Regions from separate parts of the Mus musculus genome. Here all the other regions are linked to region 1. The links are chromatin loops, found by intact Hi-C in ENCODE. Cell type or tissue: left cerebral cortex. All regions are shown on one strand.

Region 1 (8,000 bases):
ACCTAACAAATACAGAGGTGGATGCTCTCAGCCATCTAATGGACTGAGCACAGAGTCCCCAATGGAGGATCTAGAGAAAGGTCTTAAGGAGCTAAAGGGGTTTACAGCCCCATAGGAGGAACAACAATATGAGCCAACCAGTACCCCCCCAGAGCTCTCTGGGAGTAAACCACCAACCAAAGAGTACACATGGTGGGACTCATGGCTCCAACTGCATAAGTAGCAGAGAATGGCCTTTATGGTAATCAATGGGAGAAGAGGCCCTTGGTTCTGTGAAGGCTTGATGCCCCAGTGTAGGGGAATGCCAGGGCCAGGAAGTGGGAATGTGTGGGATGGTGAGCAGGGGGAGAAGCAAGGAGATAGGGCATCTCTGGAGGGAAAACTAGGAACGGGGACAACATTAAAAATGTAAGTAAAGAAAAATCTACTAAAAAAATGAAAAGAACTGAAAAGCATTGATTTTAGAGCTTACCATTAAATCTCTCTTCAAAGAGAAATCATTTGAAGGTCAATTATAATAATAAAAAAGCTATAATGCTTCTGAATAGAACTGAATTCTACTTTGTTATATAATCTTTACTTTAAATAAATTTTTAAGTAAAACAAGAGGATATGGCTTTTTACATTTCCTTTCTTCCCTTTTGTCTCTCCCAGGTACTCTTCCTTCAACTCCTCCCATGTGGCATATTTTCAAATTGTTAGGCTTTTAAAATTTGATTATTATTAATGTGCACAAAAATATAAGCATGTAAATATAAAACATACCTTTGTTGGTATGTATGTGGTTAGGGGATGAGTACTTTCTATTAAGTAAAAGTGGCATCTTGGAAGCAGAAAGGAGCCACTGGGGTTGTGGGTGAATCTTTTGAAACCTCAAATCCTGTCCCCAGTGACAAACCTTTTCCAACAAGACCACAACTCCTAATCCTTCCTAGACAGTCCCATCAACGTGAGGTCAACTATTCAAGCACATAGAGCATTTTTATTTGAGCCATCATGTCCCATTCCATGGCCATCAGAGGCTGTTGGCTGTTTCATAATGCAAAAATGCAAGTTAGTCCAATTTCAAATATTCCCATTGTCTTTCACAGTCAACACTTCCTAAAAATCCAGTCTCTTCTGAAATGGAAGGCAGTTTACTAACAGTTACACCCTAAAGCCAAAAGCAATTATAATCTGGCAACATATAATGGCACAGAATGTACACTGCCATTCTAAAGAAGAGCACTGGGGTCATAGTGATTAAATAGTGAACCAAAGCAAGTCTAACCCCCCAACAGGAATACTCCAAATTCTACAATTTCATACCTCGTGTCAAAGCGCTTGGATGGCTCTGCCCTTGTGCCTCTGCTTCCTACAGCAGATATTTCACCTCATGTTTACAACTTGCTTTGGAAGATGTTTTATGGTTCTAGCATCTCTAAAATCTTGAGCTTACCAGTGTAATCCAGGTTTCAGTTTCACAGCTCTATGCAATGGCATCTCAGGATCTCCATTCAAGGAATTCCCTGCTGCATGCGTGGACTCAGAAGCTCTCCTCAACTGCAAAGGAAGATTCCATGATTCCTTTACTTGTGTATCCTGCATGACTCTAAAGTCAGAACATGTGCACAATCCTATCAAGTTTGGCTGATCACTTGGGTGGATCCTGACCCCCTATATTTGCAGAAACTTTCCCTTGTAGTGTTGTTTTAGGGGTAGAAAGGTCCTCAGGTCTTTTCTTTCTTTTTTTTTTTTAATTGTTGAAAGCTTACTTGGGTGTTGTCTTTCTCTCCCTTTATTTCATTTCAGAACCCAGCTGTCTTTAGTCTTACCTCTTCCAGCACAAGCCTTGACTACAGCTCTACATTTCCTGGTGGTCTTTCTTTTGCTTCAAACTCCATGTTGTGTTTTTTCTTTTTGCCTTGCTTGTTCTTTTCCTTGCACACTCCCATAGGAATGATTACTAATACACATATGACAGAATCAATATTAGGCTGTCTTGGAACGTCCTCCAGCAAGGAAATTAATTAAAAATTTCAATTTAGCCCGAGGCATATTCTTTTGACATACACAAAAGAAAGCAACATTATTTGCCAAAATATTTCAAGAATGGCCACTAGCCCAGTTGCTAATATTGTTCTACTATGAAATCTCTTGAGCTGGGTTTACCTAGCTACATTGCTTTTAGCACTACTTTCTTCCAAACTCTTAATAGAATAGTCTGTTAAACCCTGCTTATAGTATTCAAGCACTTTCTTAGTCCAAAGTTCCAAAATCTTTCCTATGGTCCACCCTGAAATCCCAAAGCAGCATGGCCAGAGTGGCCACAACAATACCCCATCTTTGTACTAGATTCTCTCTTAGTGACTTTTCCATTACTGTAACAAGACACCATGAGCTAGGCAAGTTATAGAAGAAAGCCTTTAATTTTGGGCTCGCAGCTCCAGAGAGTTATAATTATGGTGGGGAGCACAGCTGCTGGCTGCTGTGGTACTGGAACATTAGATGAGAGCTTATCCATAAGCCATGAATCAGGGAGAGCTATCTAGGAATGGTGTAGGTGTTTGAAACCTCAGCTCCTAGCCCAGTGATGCACTCCTTCCAACAAGGCCATACTTCTTAATTATTCCCAAAGAGTGACGCAAACTGTGAATTAAAGACTGAATCTATATGAGAGCCATTCTTTTTTAAACTACTACAGGGGCCCATTCCAGGAAGGGGGTAATTTTCCCTCTCCCAGCAGTCATAAATTATGTAGAATTCCTTGGCTAGTGTTGGATCTCATGACACTTCCTCACTGTACATTAGGATGTCTTTTGATATCGAGACTTCCTTCTGCCAGGGTAGCCCAAGTGACTCCTTTCAGAACTTTAAGGTAAGTCCCCATTGCTGAATTAGGGACACTTAGGCACTTGCATGGTAGTAACTAAAAGCTGTCTACTAGGATGTAAGATCCACTTAAGAGAAAAACAATAGTACTTGGAAAGTACTTGAGAACCCATTCAATTGCCTGAGAATAGTGAGATCATGGACCTTAGAAAATAATCTACTACCACCACTTTGCCAAACCAGCATTATTCCTTACTACATTTCAAATCTTATTCTTATATACACAGATATATGTAGCTACTGCCCCTTTTCATAGAATCTTCCCTTCATAGAAATTGGAGACAATCACAGAAACCCATAAGTGGTTACAGTGCAGAGATCAACAGATCAAGGGCAGCCTAGCCCTAATGGATATATTTACATCACAGCTCCTGCTTCTGTGACTCAGGAGGCATTATGGAAGAGAGACAGAAAGCTTGTAAATGTCAGAATACCAGGAAGCCTGTTGTGAAAATGTCTTTCCTAGAAAAGGCTGTGTAAGCAAGACCAAAACAATGCTATGTAATTTTATAGACTTTTACATAGGCAATCTTAGCAATTCAGACAATTTGAAGGCTTATTGACTAATTTTTTTTTTTTTTTTTTTGGTTAGAAGTTATAGGAAATCCAATCCAAAGTGACTCAACAAACAGGATATATTTTTCCTCACATAAGGAAAATTGTAACTGTTCATCGAAGCTGTTAATCAATGTTTTGATTTTCTTCCTTTTTGACACATGGTATGATTTTGCTAGTTTCCTCCTGGATGTGAGGTATAGTTACGTAATGTGCTTTAACCATTGGGATGGGAGCAGATGTAGCTTGTGCTATTTTGGGGCAGGAACCTTTAAGAGTGAGTGTTTCTGCCAAGTTCTCTTCTCTGTGCCATGGTGATGGGCGAAGTGCCACGTGACTGCTATAGAGTGCAGCCGTCACTGCCCACTATGGTTCAGGGATTCTTGTGGTGGCAGCAAGTGTGTCCCCACTGACAAAAGACACATGGTTCATCTTTTTCCGTGTCTCTATCTTCTGTTTTTCATCATTTAGTCACCTCATAATCTCAAAATGGTAGCTGTAACTCCAGAGATTATTTTTATGTTCAAAGTAAGAACTAGTAAGATAGAATTTGTGGGATTTACTTTACCTAGAACGGAAAGACAAGATTCTGGGGCGTTTTTCTGAAGAAATATCTTTATAGCTGGTTTGCCAGCAGGACTGGGTTAAATGGCTTCTACGTGTTAGGTGGGAAGTTCCCAAAAGTAGACATAGTATTACTCAGCAAAATCTAGATATATGTAGAAAGGACACAATGTCATGTAGACAACTGACATTATGTACCTTAAAGGCACAATTAGCATGGAAAGTCTTCAGTTTTTCCCTTAAGATGAAAATAGGGTTTTTTTTTTTGTTGTTTGTTTGTTTGTTTGTCTGTCTGTTTGGTTGGTTTTTTGAGACAGGGTTTCTCTATGTAGCCTTGGCTGTCCTGGAACTCACTTTGTAGACCAGGCTGGCCTCAAACTCAGAAATCCGCCTGGCTCTGCCTCCCAAGCCACAGCACACCTTAGCAGGAATTATCTAACATATCTATTTATACTCATAAATAAACTATAGAAGCTACATTTTAAAGTAATCCCCCATAGCACTTCATCTTAACTGAGCATTTTCAAGACCTGGTCCTCATTTCCCAGGTTGTTATTGGGCAGCTCTGTGGGTCATGATTTAAAACCTGTTGGACACCAGGCTTCATGTTTGTGCATCATCCCTTCTGCTCATCAGGTCAGGTAAGAAAAACTAAATTGATCTGGTAATCACACTCTTTCACAAAAGAAAAAAATTAGTCTCTGAAAAATATTAAGCAATTGTTGCAGATTATCCAAACTACTACCTATGGGAGTCAGGAAATTGACATGTGATTTGTGCCGTTATCTTAGAAGGCATTAGAGTTTCAAGTTGTGTGGCTTAGCATGCAAGGCAATAATACACTTTTTCATATTTTCCAATTTGAGGAAATTACATGTAGTGCATTTGTCCTTTTTTGAACTTTTCGACTAGAATTCCATTTTTAATCTGGACTTCTTGATGTGCACGATACAAAATCAGTATTGCTTTTTATATTTAAAAATGCTCTGTTGATGGTATAATGTGTTCAACATATGTATGGGGGTGGTGGCTGAGAAGACAGGCACTCAAATAACAGTTTTACTCAAACTTGAGGGCTCTCTAGATTTGGTTTAAAAATATAGCCACTAGTCATTTTGTCACTTCCTTGGAGAGAGCTTAATGACGCAGACACTGCTGAGCCTGCTCATCCCACTCTTCTTTCTTTTCCCTTGGGGCTGATAATGCAAACAGTCTCATAACGCTGACATATGTGAGGTTGTACTGACGAGACTGTTTCTGGGTTTGGCTTGGTCATCAAAGCTATATAATTCTGGTCATCACCTCTGGTTATAATTCTGATTATAACTTATAGTTAGAAGATAAGATTCTAGTTCACTTTGCAGTTGTTTCACGTCATCCAGGCATTCAACAGAGGTTTATGTGTTCCAAATCTCACACTTCTTCTCATCTTCTCCTTTGGTTGGAAAGTTTATTACAAATGGGCTGACAGTGGGGATCACTTACCTATTGTGACTAGGGACTGACCTATGGACCTACTTAGAAGCCCATAAAGTTTGAGACTTGATCTCACCACTGTGGAGCTGTTATGCTATGTGGAGCCATAAGGACCCACTAAAACATAATTGAAGTCAATTATATCACATATTAATTACATATTATAATTAAAATGAAAAGTTTCAGAATATCCCACACACTGCTTATAGCATCATCAGGTTGCTGGATCCTTGGGGGAAGATGAAATTTCACTTTGTTAAGTTAATCAAATGCTAAAACAACAACAACAACAACAACAACAACAAACTATACTGATTGTTTTTGTGATACTAACAGATTCATCTGTTCAGTTTTCAATAAAATCTTAACTTTTCCAAAACAATGGTCTAGCCTTCTATTAGCTTCTACAGGATAATCTCTTAAGCTCTTGGGATATCCTGTTAATAAAACTTAGACTCTGTCTAGTGCCTAGGTTTATGTGTGATACTCTATGCTAGGAATATGATTCACAGTAGGGCTAGTTGGATCATGTAGTACCCTACATCTACGTCTGTGGGGCTAGTGACAGGACACTCAATCAGGAAGCAGTTGGAGTTATGCTATATTTCCATGCCTCAATAAAACTCTGAACACTAAAGTTTGCAAGTTCTTCTGCTTTGAAAATGCACATTTTCACATTGGCTACTTTTATGTTAAGTTGACATTAGCTAGAGTGATATGAAAGGAGGGAACTTGAATTAGGAAAATAAAATCTAAGGCTAAACTCACTGTGAGTGGTGCCACCCCTTGGCTAGTGGTTCTGGATTCTATAAGAACAACCTATGTAGAGGAAATCAGTCAGCAGCACCCCTCCATAGACTTTGTATCAGTTCCTTCCTCCATGTCCCTATCCTGCTTATGTTTCTGCCCTGACTTCCTTCCATGACGAGCAATGATTTAGAAATGTAAACCAAATAAACTCCTTGAGTTGATTTTGATTGTGGGCAATTGATCACAGCAACAATAACTCTAATTAGGACAGAGCCATTATTTTAGTTACTTTTCTAGTTATGGTGACCAAATACCTGTCAAGAAACAACTTACTAGAGGAGAGGTTTATTTTGTCACATTGTCTTAGTGATACAGTATTACCATCCATGATGAAAGGATGTTCTTGGCAGGGGCCATCTCAGTGCTGCAGTTACTTGCTTATAACTCTGCAAATCTGGAAGCAGAGTTGGGACAAGAAGTGGCACAGGGCAATAAGGCCTCAAGGCTTGTCCTGGTGTTTCTACTTCCTCTAGTGAGGCTCTTTTTTCTAAAGGTTTCACAAGCTCCCAGAACAGTGCTGCTAGCAGAGAACTCAATGTTCATACCCATGGGCCTACAGGGAGCATTTCCCATTAAACCACAGCAGCCATCTGTATGACTCCACTGAGAGAAAGAAATGGAAACTGCACCTGGGACTCCTGTGGACTCTGCTTGGTGAGCCTCTTCTTTTTGCTAGCTTGTGGCTGTGTCCTTTCACAACCAGACCCTGTGACTGGAAGAAGAATGACTTTCTGAGTTCTGGGAGTCCTCCTGGGAAAGCATTGCACTGAAGGTGACCTTAGGGTCCTGCCACATTGGCACCTTACACTGCAGAAATACTAGAGATCTGGAAATATTTGTAATAAATCTCTATCTATGTCTCTCCCATCCCCTATCCACAACAAAACACACAAGCAAGCAAGCAAGCAAGCAAGCAAGCAAGCAAGCAAGCAAGCAAGCAAGCAAGCAAACCATTCTCCCTTCCCACAGACTCAGAAATATCACTGGATATCCTGAGTGGGGTTTTGATGCGTTTCTGCATGCCCCCAGCAGGGAGATGGAGGGTAGTTTTCTATGTATAATATTCTTCCCCCCATTACTAGTGAATCTAAGCCTCATGAATAAGATCTTTCACTAACATTTCCATAGGTCAGCCTTGGGTAAAATTGGGAAGGAGACTAAGAATATGTGTACCCGTGTATATTTGCATTCAGTTTAACTATATTATTTAAGGATCTCTTTTCTTAATTACTAAATTACCTTCTCAAAAGTCTAACAAATAAATCCAATGCTTATTAGCTAAGACTGGCTTAGGACACTCCTTTTAAAAGTATTTTTCCTTCATGTTAAGAATATAGAACACTGGCTTTCTGGAGAGCCTGTGTAGAAATTATCTGGAGTCTGGAGCGATGGCTCAACAGCTAATAATGTTCCTTACAGAATACCCTGGTTCAATTCTCGGTACCAGAAGATAGGTTTATAACCATCTGTAACGCCAGTCTCAGAAGATTAGATGCTGGTGTTAAACAGACTTACCGGAAGGCCAAGAACCTATAAACATGTAAAACACATACAGTGAAAAATAAAATAAAATACTTAAAAGGGTTTGGAGAACAGGTTCTTTAGTGCCTATTTCTAAAGTTCCACTGAGCATGAGAAGGAAGGATGGTATGCTTATATTACACAGTATTTTGCATGAAAAGGCAAGAGGATTAAATTGAATTGGAATCAGCTTCTCTTCATTT
Region 2 (8,000 bases), 100 kb after region 1:
CAAGTTGACTTTCGGATTCATTTACCTTCAGCCAAGACGCAGACACACCTATTCGCAGAGCTGGAGTAGACAAGCTTACACAAAGCCTCAAGTCTTTGCTTGTGCTTTCTTACCACCCTCTCCTCCCTTCCCGCCCAACCGCCGCGCCCTGCTGGTACCTGTCCCTGCAGCAGGAGTCAATGCTGAGTTCATCTATGCCCCAGTACTGGATCTCCTGAAGAAAGGAGAGCGCACAGAGCTGCTCCATGACATGCAGGCGACCAGTGCGATAGTAGTGCAGGACATAACGGAACGCCTGAGAGCTGCGATCAAAGAAGTACTCGTTGTCCACCGGATTCGCATCATCGCAAAGCTCCAGGGGGCTGGGGGCGGCAGCCAGGGCACCCAGGCGGCGGTAGGAGGCCACCACTACGGCCAGTTTGCCCAGGCGCGTGTGCGGGAAGCAGGACAGAGCTTGCTGCGAGAGCACGAAGCGGCTACCGCCCACGTTGACTGTAAAGCAGTCCCCCAGAGCCAAGGGTTCCCCTTCGCCCTCGCTACAGAAGACACTGGAGTCCAGTGAGGTCAGAGAACCGCTGTCCAGCGACGACGAGTCCAGTAGCGGCCGGTTGCGGGGTGACAGATCCATCCTGACCGCCTTGGCCTGAAGGCACTGGGAAGTTGGGAAGGCGCTGGATGGAAGCGTGGGTCCCCGCGCAGGCGGTGCCACGGCCCCTGCTGGCGGCAGGGATCTCCCAGGTTCCCGAGGGAGAAGCCTCCCACTTGCACACCCCTACTCTTTCCACCAGCTTGATGGCTGGTGTCGCTAGGGAGCTGCGAGTGCGCGGTAGAGCGATGAGGCTGGGAGCACAGGAGTGGTCGCGCGGAGGGAACCCTGCAAGCAGTTGTGTGGCGTCCAGGCAGGGAACAACCCAGGATACACAGTCTGTTCCGGTGGCCCCTCCTAGATATAGGTAGAGCCTTTTCTCAACTTTGTAATTCAGAACTCCCAACCCCCACTCCCCAGCCTACATGGTGTGTAAATTTAAGATCTGAAGGCTTCCGGTGGCAGAGTTGGGCAAGGGAGGGAATGGGAAGATCTGGAGAGTAGAAGCAGAGAGGACCCTGTCAGGTGCAAGAAATGGGCGGCTAAAAGTTCAGAAACAGGTGGCAATAGCAGAATGAGTCCTAACTTGAGGATTTATAGCCTTCCCTCATCTATTGTAAGGTATTCACTCTGTGATGTTCTCTAAGGCTGTGAACACATGGGGAAGTATGTCTGGGGTACCCTGCTCAAGATTTCTTCCCACGTCTCCCTGGTTCCCATCTGTCATTCATGAATTGTCATCTCTCTTAGGTTTTCAGTTCCTAGCTGAGAAATAGTCCTTTTAGTTGAAGTTACAGTGGCTCACTAAGGACTAGGGGAGTTCTGCACACCGGGTGCCCACAGGGACACTGCACATTTCCTCAGAAGAGACATTCTGGGCACATTCTCCAACACAAAGGGGAGTGCATGCTTTAGGAAAAAGAGAAAGGCAGAAAGACAAGGAATAGAACAAGCGTGGGCTGAGGCAAGAGTTTAAATAACAGCGACCCCACGGTTAAAGCAGAAGCTAAATTCAGGAGATCAGGTGATTAGCAAAGTGCCTAGTGGCTTCTTAGAGCTATGTCTTCAGCCAACCTGTTGGACACAGGGCTGGTGCAGTGACTCACCTGCAACTTCAGGCACACCTGGGTGTTGCTCAGCCAGTGCAGCTCAAACGGATATTGTAGTATTCTTTAATCTGTCTGGTCTACAAGTGAGAATTCTGACTTCACCAGTCCAGAATGGAAACTGCTAACAGCATAGATCTTAGCCAGAAACTGCTCACAGCACAGATCTTAGACAGCGTTTGCTGCCTTGCTCTGCCTCTATGCATCTTGGCTTCAGGCCTGGCCTCAGGATTCTGTGGGAGTTATGCTTCCACCCTTGCCCAGCACTCCGCTGGAACTGAAAGAAGCTCTAGGTGGCCAGCCTCTTTAGAGAATAGAAGTAGGGAGGCTAGAGCCAGAGAGGAAAGGAGTGCTTAGTGACACTGAATATTACATCCATCAGAAGAGGCTTCAAGAATTACTGCATTTGATTTCCATTCCCCACCATCTGTGTCCACAAAAATACTCCAACGTTTCCAAAGTGGTAAAGTGCTGAGTGAAGCAAGGTTAGAACAGTTATATTCTACTTCTCCATGTTTATGGAGAAGGATTCATCACTGCATCTAGCAACCATTTACAATCAGTATTTCCCAGTGTTTGCCAGACTCTACTTTGTGGTTTCTTAGTAAGTGGTTTATACACACACACACACACACACACACACACACACACACACACACACACATACACAATTGTAGTGAGGAGAGCTTTTCCAGTTGATGGGACAAACATTTGGCTGCTTAGGTCTCACTTTGTCACCCAACTTTGGGGGCTTTTCATTGTTATAGACTTCAGTGCCTCTTCAAGATAGTCAGTTTTAATAAAGATGGCAAATCAATTACTGGCTGCTAAGTTCATACCGAGAAGTTTGGCAGGCTCTCTATTACTCCAATAGCTTGTTTTGTCATAACAACACCATGAGGCATTCATGTGCTCATTTAATGCAATAGACAGAGAAGTTGAGTGATTTAAACTCATCTATTACGTATTCAACTATAGTACTAAATTTCAGAGGCTACCTCCACAAGTTAATTGTGGAGATGGCATGTTTTGCTGATTTTCAAATGAATCAACCTAGGATGACTTTTGCCTTTTGTTTCTTATGAATGGTCAGAGTTAATGATGTGCTTGCTAGGCGTTATGAAGAAAACAGATGAAAATTCCTTCTTGTGGGGCTTTCCGTTATCCAGTAAGAACTGAGGAGAAATTTCAATAAATCCTTTTAACTCTGAAGTTTCTAGGTTATGCTTCTATTAGTAGCTTTCCATTCTCTTGACTTTTACTTCTCCTAAGGAACTCTTCCCAGCAGAATATATGAGTTATTCCAGTAACCTGTTCATCATAAGGTTATAAGGTTAGATATCATGTTGTTTTAAAAGCTAACAGAGTGCCCTTTTTTATTAAGGATAAAACTTCATCTCAATTACAGATGATTTAGTCATTGAAAAGAGGCAAAAGTTCATAGTTCTATTAAGTCTTATGATCAATAATAAATTTCTAGACTAGCCTTACAGATTATAGAAAAGAAATGGGTAAATTTTTACAACATTACTTTAGGTGAGGAAAATGAGTGGGGCTTGTGGGTCACATTGCCAGATTCCTGACTTTCAGTTGTGATGGTGTCCTAAGGAAGTAATTATAATATTTACCATTAGGGATACAAGGATATGGTTCAGTCACTAGGAACACTTGCTGTGCAAGCAAGAAGACCCGGGTTCACATTTCGAAAACCCAAAACCCATACGTCGTGCATTGCCTGTAATTCCATTGCTGTAAAGGGGAAAGAGAAATTACTGGGGCTTGTGGGACATCAGTGTAAGTCGGGGTTCAGTGTGATCCTGTCTCAAGGGAAGGAATAAGGCAGAGCAAGAAAGAGCAGGACAGGCTAAGTCCTCATCTAGTCTTTGTGCCTATTCAGGCACACATACCATCCACAGTGCACATCCATCACACATATGCCACACATACTGAAATACAAATGAAGACTTTTTAAGCATGAAGCCCATTGCTAAGTGTGTGAATTCTCACAATGCACATAAAGACAGGCATTGTCATCATGACAGATTTCAAGGTATCTAGCTCAGTTGATGACAACTGTGAAAATAAGTGTTAGAAGTCATCATGTTGGAAATTCTATTATAAAACCATTTATTTGGTTTATGAAAATATTATTCACATTAATTTCATACTTGGCTTATATGTGATCCATCTGGATGGCATACCATAATGCTTCTGTGAAATTACTATTAATGCTTTAAAATATTAATGTTTCAAAATAACAACACAGAGATATGATCTTAACTCACTGAAGTTTTATTTAAGAAATATACATTCACTTATTTTATAGCCAAAATATTTTAACTTCACAGATTTTATAATTGGATAAGATGATTTGATGGGAAAATTGAAAAAAAAAAAGAAAATATCTTGAATAAAAGCTTTTAAAAAGTCAACTTGGGACAATTCTACTTTTTTTTTATTTTAAACCCTATCACTCTAGGCTTATATGTTTACATGAAATTGTCTTAAATTTTGTTATTCATTGAAAAAAGAGAAAGCACTTTATGCAATTCATGCATCACAATGCCCTGTATTTGATTTTGCAGTGGTTGACAACCAGAATAGTCAATTGTGTGGACCTTTTAAAATACCTTTTGTAATCTCCTTTTCTTCGCAGCATTGGGATATGTTCAAAGGAAAAAAAATCTGATGACTTCTATGTATTCATCTTTCATGTGCCTTCTAGGTGCTTGGAATAAATCCTCCCAACTGTATGACAGCCCACTCTAATGCAGAATTTAGCTTAATGTGGGTTTGTTCTGGATTCCTTCCAAGGGGAGGCAATTATCTTTGGAAGTAACCAAGAGCTCATTTTTATAGCCTAGTCTGTTATGGAGATAGCAGCATACACCGAGGATTGGGATGATGACAATAATATCATGATACAAATAGATACTACCTTTACATGTTTAATTCATGCTTTGCATTCTGTTGGACATATAAACTTAATAAGTTGCCTCATTTTCTCATGTGTTTAACAGTAGAAATGATTGTACTTTATGCTACTGTTTCAAAATTAGATGAGATAGAGAATGTTACCTGCCATTCTTCTAGTTTTTGAAATGATAGCTTAAAAAATACATTATTTAATTTTTGAAATTATAATTGAATGACATCAACTTCTCTCTTTTCTTCCCTCTAAATCCTTCCGTGTTTTTTATTTTTAATGTTTTAGGACATTTTTCCTGATTTCCACCCCCTCATTTACACTAAATATTTACTATGTGATAGGCACCACACTAAATATCTGACATTATATAACATCATTTATAAACCAAAGAACGTTTCAAAACAGACATTATTATTATTATTATTATTATTATTATTATTATTATTTATTATGTTACATAAAACAAAGAGGAGACCATTAAAATAATTTTCCATTAAAATTACATAGGTGTCACATAGGTTGAAGATGTAGATTTGACTTTATTTGCTCGATTTAAAAGCTGTATTATTTGAAAAGATTTGTTATAAAAATGGAGTCATAATATGCAGGAGTCAGTGGAAATCTTTTCTTTACAGATAAATTTAAATATAAATGCTTTTTTTTATTCTAAATAATTAAGGCATTGGCTATGGCATATAAACAATGGTCAAAATAGCATTCATTAATTTCACAGTTTACTACTTGATTATATTCTTTAAATATGCTAGATGACATTCCTGATTGGTCATTCTGTGATTTGCATTATGCTACTCTGATTTCAAAAGATATGCATCTACATTTCCTGGATTATGCCAAGCGTGTTGGGTAGGCACTTATTTTTCACTGATTAAGTCTGGAATTGCACTTAATTTAAACTTTTATAAACAAGATTTAGAATCAGTGATGCAGACACAGGGCAAGTGCTGTGCTCCTCATTCTCATGAGCTGTTAATTGAACCAAACACAGAGTTTGAAATCTCTTCATTCAGCTTTACTAGAATCCCTTATGTGGAAAGATCGAAAGCTGTTAAATATGCACTGCTCATTGAATTTATATGGTTTATTAATATTTTCCTTTTTGTTTGTGCTTCTCTCATGCAATTCGTCCCAGCTGCCACCTGCCCTCCCTTTACTCCCACAAGTTTCCCCAGCATCCTCTCTCCCCATATCCGCTGCTTTTCCATTTCCCTTCAGAAAAGAGCAAGCCTCCCATGGATATCAACTGATCACAGCATCACAAGATGCAGTAAGGTTAAGCATAGACCCTCATATTAATACTGGACTATTAACAGTAAAATTTTAATCTGTTCTGTCTAGTGTTTTATCTCATTATCAAGAAATGCAACAAGTTCTTTCACCCAGGATTTATAAGATAACTTTTGTACTTCATTATATTATGAATGCTTTCTTATTTTGTGTTTCTTTTATGTCCCTGCAATCCACTCAAACTTGAACAGTTTATCAATTGGCAATTATTCCCAGAAATTTATTTTTATAATCGGAGGTCACGGCTATTTTATATGTATGTATATATATATATAATGTATCTGTATGTACCATATATTATATGCTTTACATATACTTTACGATATGCTATAGACAGTATTATAAACACATGCAATATAAGCATGAGAAATCAACACTATAGTAAAGTTGAAGTTGAATATTAAGAAGGTCACACTGTCATTACTTTATGTAAGACAATAGAGGGAAACCAGAGGCAGCCTAAGGACAAAAAAGCAAAGACATATGAAGATACATAAGGAGAAATGAAATTTTTTCTTAACCAAATGGGTACGTTTTGTGGCTTAGAGTTCCCTTAGATAGAATCTCCATAGAATTTGAGCATATTAAATAAAAACATCAAATATCATATAATATTTGTGGTGTCTATGTGGAAGTCTATGCTTAAATATTAATGTTAAATGGAATATGAAACTGTTTAGAACATATTCTAATATCTAACATCATTATCTTGGTTTCAGCACACAGAACACTGATTTAATAAAATATATTCTGTTGAGTTCATTACACAGAAATCGGCTGACCACATTTCCGTTGAAACTCAGTTAAGGATTTTTTTACTTAGCTCTGTGGTCCACAGTTTTGTACTTTTCTGCAGTAATAAAGAATGGAAATGTGAATTTGATTAGGTTTAATTATTTCTTTTATTTTTGGTGATTATATCATTTACCCATTCTCTGACCTCCTTCCAAATCCTCCAATAAGCCCTTGCTCTCTTTCAAATTCATGGCCTCTTTTTTCATTAATTGTTGTTACATGCATGCATGTATATGCACACACATACATTTCTTAATATAACCTGCTTTGTTGATAGTATTATGTTACTTGTATGTATGTTTTCAGGGTTGACCTTTTAGTATTAGACAAACAAGTTGTGTGCTCTTCCCTTGGAAGACTATATTTTATGCTTGTTGCATTTCTTTGTTGTCTGTAGTTCTTCATGTAGGTTTGAGGCTTCTTGGTCTTTCTCTCATATCCCCCTTGGCATGTCTACTGTTGTCCGTGTTTAGGTCATCATATTGATGAGACTTCCTGAATGGAGCCTCTGAAGTTATTCACAGACACAGACTCACAACAAACTTCCTGATATAATAGCTCTTATAATCTGTATATCCTCTTTTGCAGAGCTTTAGGAACAGTTTTGTCACAAAACATCACACTGCTTCTTAGTAATCCCCCTGCTTCAGCCCCCCAAATGCTAAGGTGTTAGGCATGCACAAAGCATGACAAGGTCTTAAAACATAAGGTGAATTCATTTGATCCAGTGTATATTTTCTATACACGTTAGAGAAAATTTTAATGGTAGTAACTTAGTGTTTAATTTGTCATTCTTTCAACATTGGAAATACAGGCAGCCATATGGCTTCTCTCACCACTGAATCTGATTGACATCTCAGTTTTAGATATGGCCTCACAGTTCTCCCACAAACAGATTTCCCAGAAATCTAAAAAAGTAGGAATCCAGGGAAAGTCAAACATTACAACATTATATCTGTTCTCATTTTTGTTTGATCAAATTTATCTGCTTTAGTAAGCTACTGATATTTTATTTTTCTAATAGCACACAGCTTTATTACTGCTTACAAAAAATCATGGAAATGAAGGCAACAAACCTCCTCTCCTTAAATCCATCAGTGGTAAATAGCTCAGTACTGAGACATGAGGCCTCCTGAATCTTTCTCTGTGTCTTCCTGTCTACTGAGTGCCCATCTTGTGCGGACCTGGTGCCTGTCTGAAGCTGTGACTTAATAATTTAACTTTCGTACATGTTATCTATCTAGAAAATTACCCATTTCATTTATCTCTTTTGCCCAGT
Region 3 (8,000 bases), 86 kb after region 1:
CTCAGGAAGTCCTCCTTCTTAATAGCTGAGTAGTATTCCATTGTGTAAATAAACCACATTTTCTGTATCCACTCTTCTGTCCTGGGACATTTGGCTTGTTTCTAGCTTCTAGTTATCACAAACAAGGCTGCTATGAACATCGTGGTACACATACCCCTGTGGAAAGGTGGGACATCTTTTTGGGTATATTCCCATGAGTGGTATTACTGGGTCTTCAGGTAGATCTATTTCCAATTTTTGAGGAGCCTTCAGTTTGATTTCCAGGGTGGTTGTAACATTTTGCAATCCCACCAGCAATGGAGGAGTGTTTCTCTTTTTCTACATCCTTGCCAACATGTGTTGTCACCTGAGGCTTTGATCTTAGTCATTCTGATTGGTGTAAGGTGGAATCTCAGGGTCCTTTGATTTGCATTTCTCTGATCACTAAGGATTTTTAACATTTTTTTAGGTGCTTCTCAGCCATTCAAGATTCCTGTTGTGAATTCTCAGTTTAGTTCTATTCCTGACTTTTTTATTTTTTTATTTTTTGTTTGTGTGTGTGTGATTAGCTTCTTGAGTTGAATTCTTTATATATTTTTCATCTTAGCCCTATATTGGATGTGGGGTTCGTGAAAAATTTCCCCAATCTGTAGGTTGCTGATTTGTCTTATTAACGATGTCCTTTGCCTTACACAAAAGCTTTCCAGTTTCATGAGCTCCCATTTATCAATTCTTGATCTTAGAGCATAAGCCATTGGAGTTCTGTTTAGGAATTTCCCCCTGTGTCAATGAGTTCAAGGCTCTTTCCCACTTTCTCCTCTATTAGATTGAGTGTATTTAGTTTTATGTTGAGGTTCTTGATCCACTTGGACTTAAGGTTTGTGCCAGGTATAGTAATTGCCAGTAATTGGAACCAACCTAGATGTCTGTCAGTGTATGAATGGATAAAGAAAACATGGTAATTTATACAATGAAATATTACTTATCTGTTAAAAAAAATCAGAGACCTGGAATTTTTAGGATGTATTAAATGGATGGAGCTAGATAATTCATCTTGAGTGAAGCAACTCAGACCCAGAAGGACAAATATGGTATGCATTTGCTCATATTTTTGATGTAGACTGTTTAGTCAATGATAAGCAAGATATTATCAATGGAAACACAGAGGTTAGGTAGAAAGTAAGAGAATTAGGAGAAGAGATTGATCTGACTTGATCTGATTGATTAAACAGAGGAGGGGAAGCACAAGGGGAACAGAAGAAGAAATATGGGGAAGGACAGCTAAAATCCAGGTCCATTTGAGGAGCTGTGCAGAAATCTAATACAGTATAAGTTTCTTAATATACATAAATAATTTTAGTGTATTTTCTATAGTATATTTATTATATCCATATTAATATATGAAGGTATTCTAAAAGAAATTGCCAAAAAGAAACTGTAGATTAAGCCTCAACTGAACATCTCTCTCATCAACAAATGAAACTTCTAGTACTGGGAATGTGTTACCTCTAAATCAAATTGTTAGTCAAAGGCATTCCATGGGAACTCACAAACAATCCAGTTCGTTGCCAGTACTATTGTTAGCTCTCCACAAGCAGTAAGGTCCTATTACTTAAGGCAACACTTGAAGAATTCATCGAACATGGAGAGTTTTCACCACTGTGGACTAGTATTCATGGTAAGGTATTTTGTAGACTACCAAAAGAGAGAGGTGAACACCAAAGACAAAAAGTCTTTGATCTACATTACTGACCTGCCTGGAAGATATACTATTGTAATAGTGGCACAATGATATGAGAATAAGCAACCAATTTGAGTTAAGGCCCACTTCATAAGATGAAGCACATACCCAATGCTGCCAAGAACCTGAGAGCAAATAGTGATCTAGGGGGACACCATATACTGCTCCTCTGCTGAAGGTACATAGCAATACAATGACTCTTAATAGCATTCTGCTATATTTGTAGATCAGTGTGTTGCTCAGTCATCATCAGAGAAGCTTTCTCCAGCTGCAGATGATAACATAAACCAAAATTAGGCAATATGAAAAGATTGAAAGACCTTGGAACACTTAGCCCTAAATAGGATGTCTCCATCAAATCCTTCTCCTCAGGGATCAAGGAACTCCGAGGAAGAAGGGAAAAAAGTATATAACAATCAGGGTGATGGAAGACACCAAGAAACTATGGCCTTATAGATACAACAGGGCTGGTGCACATATTAACTTACAGAGATTATGTCAGGTTTTACAGAGATTTCACTGTTCTGCACCAGATGAAGTCTAAGAAAGAAAGTGGATATTTGTTCCCAATCCTTAACACATAATGGATAACCAATTCATGGCCATTCATAAATAAAAAATTATTTTTCTCCAACGAAGTCTTATGGGGGGGGGGTGATGAGAATGAACCAATCTTAATGGTAGGATTCATCCTTAGCAGTAGGTATGCAATAGGAAATAAATTCAGTAGTATCTTTGGAGGTTCTTTATCTCATTATGTTAAATGAGAGTATGTTTGCTGTTGTTATTTGTTGTTGATTTTGTTTTCTACCTTACCTATGGTTTCTGGTTGTGAGCTTTTGTGGGATTTCTGAGTGTGCAGGTGAACATATGTGACTCTGCGTCTATATGTGTTTCTTGTGCCTTTTCTTTTTGGGTTCTTCTTGTCTGGTTATTTCATCAGATTTATCTGAGCTTATTTATCTTATTTTAATTTTTTATTACTCCCTAGCGGACTGTTTCTTTTTTAATGAGAGACTAGCAAGGTGTAGATCTGGAGGGGATGGGGAAGGGAAAGGAACCAAAATAAGTAGAGGAGCAGAGAGGAACTGGAATAAGCCGAGGGAGGAGAAACTGTAGCAAGAATATATTGTATGAAAAAAATCTAGTTTCAAAATTTTTGTTAACATTTATATAATTATAATAAAATTTGCTATTTCATAATTAGAAATATAAAAAAATTATTTTTTTCTTTTGAGGCAGGGCTCCTCTCTATAGCTCTGGCTATCCTAGAACTCACTTTGTAGATCAGGCTGACTTGAAATTCACAGAGATATACCGACCTCTGTTCCCCCTCTCCCCAGGGTGCTATGATTAAGGGTTTGATCATTGTTAACTGTATACATGATTACCTTTCCTCTAATGAAGATATAATATACCATTACTGTATGTCAATTATGACCTTAAAATATTAAAAAATAAATTACATTGTTATGCATGAGGTTTTTTAAAGAAACATTTTCATTGGTTGTCATTTGAAGAAAAAATGCTTAACAAATTGCTAAATACTAAAGCTCATGTGAATCAAGAATCTGTGAGTTCTGCTTGTGGTATAAGAAGGTTTTCACTTGCACATCATTTGCCCCTTTGCTTTCCTTTTAATGGCTGTGGTCAAGGTAGTCCTGTTGTCTGTAAATCTCTTCTTTCTTTTTAACTTTAGAAGTTAGGCCTGCTGAAATGAATTTTCTATACAGTTTCCATAGCAACTCTGTCTTTTATTTTCACATGTACTATTTAGAATGAGTTGACAATGATAATTATAGACCCGTTAGAAAACATTTGCTGTTCAGTAAAGAAAGGAGTAACGATGGGGTTTCAGAAATATTGCCCTAGTTTAGTGAAACTGAAATTACTTTTTCAAGATTTGGTTTTCTTAATAATATAACTGAAATTAAAAGTAAACCTCCTGTTTGGATGCTGAAGTGATTAATGATGAATACCAAGAAACATGTTTCTGCCTTGAATTCCAAAATCACATTTGTTAGTGAGCTTTCACTTATCATTTAGTTTTTTACTTATATACGTTTCTTTACTCATCTGTCAAATCTTGTTTAATTCAATTATAACTTCTTTTGATATATTTTTGCAATAGAATACACACACACATTCTCATTATTTTCTTTTTCCTAGTAAGCCTCTTAGATTATAAGCCTTTTTAAAAGGTGGAATAAAATTTCACATAATTCGGAGTACCTTCTGAACTGTGGAAAATGAAAAGGAATTGTAAGGTTAATACTGACCATTTCTTCAGATTTAGTTGCATTGTATTCTTCAAAGCTAGATATATTTATTTTACTCTGTGGCCTTATAAAAGTTGATAGGCAAACATGAAAGGTGTTTTGAAACATTGGGTTACTAAAATTACCCATTAAATCAGCATCATGCTGGTTTAGCATCAAAATGTAAGAGTTGACTAAGTATCAGTGATATTTAGGTCACAAACCAGATTATTTTATCAAATGAAAAATATAAATAAATAGGATTTAGGTATAATGGACCATCTTAGCAAGAAGAGATGGTGATAGTAAGGAAGAGTAAAATTAGGTAGCTGTGCAGGGATATGAGTCAAGTGGAAGAAGTGTTTCAAGGAAGTGTCTATAATTAACCTGTGAAGTGCTGCTGCTGGAGCAATATGGAACCTGAACACTGATGACTGAAACTTTCAGTGATAGGATCATTACTGGTCATAGGAACACTGCTTCTACAGACGATGGACTAGCAAGAGACTAATGAGTGGATTTTTGAGAAAGGAAAAGAAACACTATGTAAATGAAAAGACTGGATTTAGAAACTTATGCCAAGGAGTTTTTTCATAAAAGAGAGCAGAAAATTAGATGCATTTTAGATCATGAAAGATCCAGAGAGGTTATTTGCTCAAATTTTTTTCTTTTGCTGTTTAAAAATGGGAACACTAAAACACATTTTATGCTAATAAGATTTCCATGGGAGAAAGGAGAAGTAATGATCTTGTGGGAAAGAGGGAAAGAGTTCCTGAGGAAATCCCTAGAACTGGGGAGAAAAGTGAGATGGGCAGATTGACTCTTGTAATAGAAAGGCAGAAATTAAAAGAACAGATGGAGGTGGGTGACAAAGTGTGGGTGCTGGTTCTTGTAGAATGTCTCCTCGATGATTCAATTTTATCAGTGAAATAAGAATCAAAGGGAGGCGTTTGCAGGTTCCACTTATTTTCAATGTGAATGGGCACAGGAGGTACAGTTTGATTGCCCAGAAACCCAAGAATCCAAATGGAGTTGCTGAAATGAATGTAAAGAGGAATAGGCAGCAGCTGTGACTTACAGGGGATGATAAAACTTGGCTTTGGATTGGATTGAGTTGGGATAGGTCAGCCCTGATGGAATGTCAGAAAGCAGGTCAGTGGAGGCAAGGGAGAGAATAAAGAACTGACTATAATATAGGCAAACTCGGGGAAATTGTCAGCATCCAGGTTATTCTATGACTTTTAAATTATTCCATTAAACAACTGCGTATAGGGCTTATTGATAATGTTCTCCTTATATGTTTTTCTTATATATATCATTATGACTTATAGAGGTTATTGGAGGTTCTTTGTAAAGAGATGTCATTGAAAAAGGCATTGGAACACTGGTTTTCAATCCATTCTTGGACTAAAATTGAAGGACGGATAAGATAAAAATTGATGCCTGAAAATTTCAGCAGAATAAAATTTTCATGTTAGTGAAACAAATGTATCCAAAGATAGTGTTTTGTTTAGACAGCTTGGGTTAGCATACATATTTTCTATAAGAGCTAGTTAAAGGATTATAATAAAAGTAACACTTTTTCATAACAAAGATTTCGATCTCATTGAACTCCATTGTGCATTCTTCATACTACTTATTACTATTAATCATTTAATTGATCAATGGGTCATGTCTTGAATATTTATATGTAGATATATGAGAGAAACAGCAAAATGGAATTGTGATGTGACTCCTAGTAGGGAGTATATTTGCTTTTAAAAATATTAAAACATTTTACAGAGTGCATTAAAAATGTTTGTTATATTTTATTTAGTGTGTGTGTTTGTGTTGGGGAAACAAATAGGAAAGTACATGGATGTAAGAATACAAACTTTGTGAGTCAGTTCTTTCTTCGCATAACCAGGGTACTAGAGTTTTCAATTCAATCATTGGTCTTGGCAGCAGATGTCTTTATCTGCTCAGTCATGTTGCTGGTTATTAAAAATAGCAAAATCTTTAAAATACAATTTCTTAGGTAAACTTGTTATTAAAAGACTTTTAAATGTTTTTGCAAATGTCTAGATCTTGACAAAATTTATATAGTTAACAAGCCATACTTGTAGAAAATATTTTAGGATGGTCCATCATCATGGAAGTACATGAATGTATGCACATACACATATTTTTTATAGAAAAATCTCAAGTATTGATTTTTCTAAGGAAAACCTATATTTGTGCTATAAAAGGTGCAAGTTCTCCCATAACTGTTCTTGAGAAAAAAAACCCATGTCTGTGAATGTTTCTCTTAAGGCATAGTGAGTGCATAGGGAAACCTAGCAACGTGATCTTAGGATATTTTTTTCATAGTTGGATAGATTACTATTTCCCGACTTTGCCATCTAACGACTGTATGGATTTAGGTGAGTTTTGGTCTCCTAATATCTCAAATTTGTTATTTTTCTTTCCCATATATCACTGGATAGGATATTAACTGAAGAGAACTGGGATTGGTTTTGATTACCAAGTGATCTCTAGTACCCAATAATCATAGTGTTTTAAGAAATTATTTGTTGAATTAATAGATAGGTATAAATTAAGGGACTAGGGGATAGAAGTAGATTTCGCTAAGAATGGAAAATAGAATAAATAGTTGTGGATGGATTGAGAGGGGCAGGAATTGGGAAGAGCAAATGAAGAGAGGGAAGGAGCTCTAACTGGAAGTCTCACATTATCAAATGAAGCCAAGAATGTATTATGTCTAATCTAGTTGTTGGCTGAAGGGGCCCCATGGGATCCTCCAACAACCTAGCCTATTATCAAGGTTTTTGGCTGTGTTCCACAAACTGGGAGTAAGGCCTTATAGTTGATGACAACAACTACACAATTCATTGAACACAGAGGATTCAAGCTGGTGCCTACCTAGTAACTTCACAACTACGAACTAATGTGTATGCTACTGGAAGGTACTTGAGCACAGCCCAAAGGAGAAATGTAAACACCAACTGAGCTACAATATCTTCAGAAGTGCTAGTGCAATAGTGGCACAAAGCTTGTGGGAGTAACCAACTGTCTTAGGGTTTCTATTGCTGTGAAGAGACACCATAACCATGGCAACACTTACAAAGTACAACATTTAATTAGATCTGACTTACAGTTCAGAGGTTTGGTTCATTATCATCATGAGGAGAAAATGGTGGCATGCAGGCAGTCATGGTACTGGAGAGGTAGTTGAGAGTTGTACATATTGATCCACAAGTAGCAGGAAGAGACAGTGAGTCATTAGACTTGGCTTAAGCTCCTGAGACCCCAAAGTCTATCTCTAGTGACATATTTTCTATGACAAGGCTACACTCACTTCAGGAAGGTCATACCTCCTATGAAGGTCATAGTGCCACTCCCTATGAACCTATGGGGTTCATTTTTATTCAAACTACCACACCAACCATATATGATTTGAATTAAGACCTACTCCATGAGATGGAACCCATCCCTAACACTACTTGAGGGTAAATAACCAGAGACCAATAGCCCAGAGACCTAAGGGGAAGACAACTGTTCTACTTAAGGAATATAACAAAACAAAATGATTTCTAATAACATCTTGCTATATTCACAATTTTGTGCCTTGTTCAGTCATCATCAGAGAAATACCTTTTTGTAGTACATTGAAACAAATACAAAGATACAGCTAGACAATGTTCATAGTGCAAGAGACTTTGATACACTCAGTCCTAAATGGATTGTCTCCATCATACCTCTTTCTTCCAGACTTACAAAATCCTGTGGAAAAAGAGTCAGGGAGATTGTAAGAATCAGAGGGAATAGGGGGTCCAAAGCCCTCTAAGCACAACAAGATCAATGCACAAATGAAAACATAGAAACTGTGGCAGTGTACACAGAGTTTTGCCTGGTTCTGCACCAGATGGACTCCCAGAGACAAGAGGAGAATTTAACACAGCCCCTTTCTCTAACCTGGAAGTTATCTCCAGTTTATAACAACTCATAAATGAAAAATCAGTTTTCTCCATTCATTGTCTCCT

Evidence for each region. Hi-C counts contacts between places; a loop is a spot of excess contacts. Peaks named below come from ENCODE experiments on the same cell type or tissue, not always from the same donor. Only the 100,000 strongest peaks of a DNase experiment are listed, where the experiment ranks them.
Region 2: it touches region 1 in a loop (10-fold over the local background); 5 of 42 quality-filtered maps call a loop at or near these places.
Region 3: a loop joins it to region 1, with 7 times the contacts of the local background. A loop is called at or near these places in 5 of 42 quality-filtered maps.

What each region holds. Positions count from the first base shown.
Region 1 is chr15:45,013,216-45,021,215 of GRCm38, forward strand. No RefSeq gene overlaps it. Among named protein-coding and RNA genes, the nearest start is that of Gm23343, 69 kb to the left of the region's middle. In left cerebral cortex, no CTCF peak of the experiment used is centred here; DNase peaks (open chromatin) are centred at 3,286, 3,733, 4,561 and 5,094; H3K27ac peaks cover 5,340 bases.
Region 2 is chr15:45,114,013-45,122,012 of GRCm38, forward strand. It overlaps Kcnv1 (potassium channel, subfamily V, member 1), which reads right to left and starts at 922. Exons shown (of 3, transcript NM_026200.3): 1 at 159-922. The coding sequence starts at 628. In left cerebral cortex, a CTCF peak has its summit at 713; DNase peaks (open chromatin) are centred at 246, 793, 1,338, 1,897 and 3 more places; H3K4me3 peaks cover 2,151 bases; H3K27ac peaks cover 4,578 bases.
Region 3 is chr15:45,098,739-45,106,738 of GRCm38, forward strand. It overlaps Kcnv1 (potassium channel, subfamily V, member 1), which reads right to left. Exons shown (of 3, transcript NM_026200.3): 3 at 7,546-8,000. Among named protein-coding and RNA genes, the nearest start is that of Kcnv1, 12 kb to the right of the region's middle. In left cerebral cortex, no CTCF peak of the experiment used is centred here; DNase peaks (open chromatin) are centred at 3,416, 4,417, 4,890 and 6,999; H3K27ac peaks cover 1,200 bases.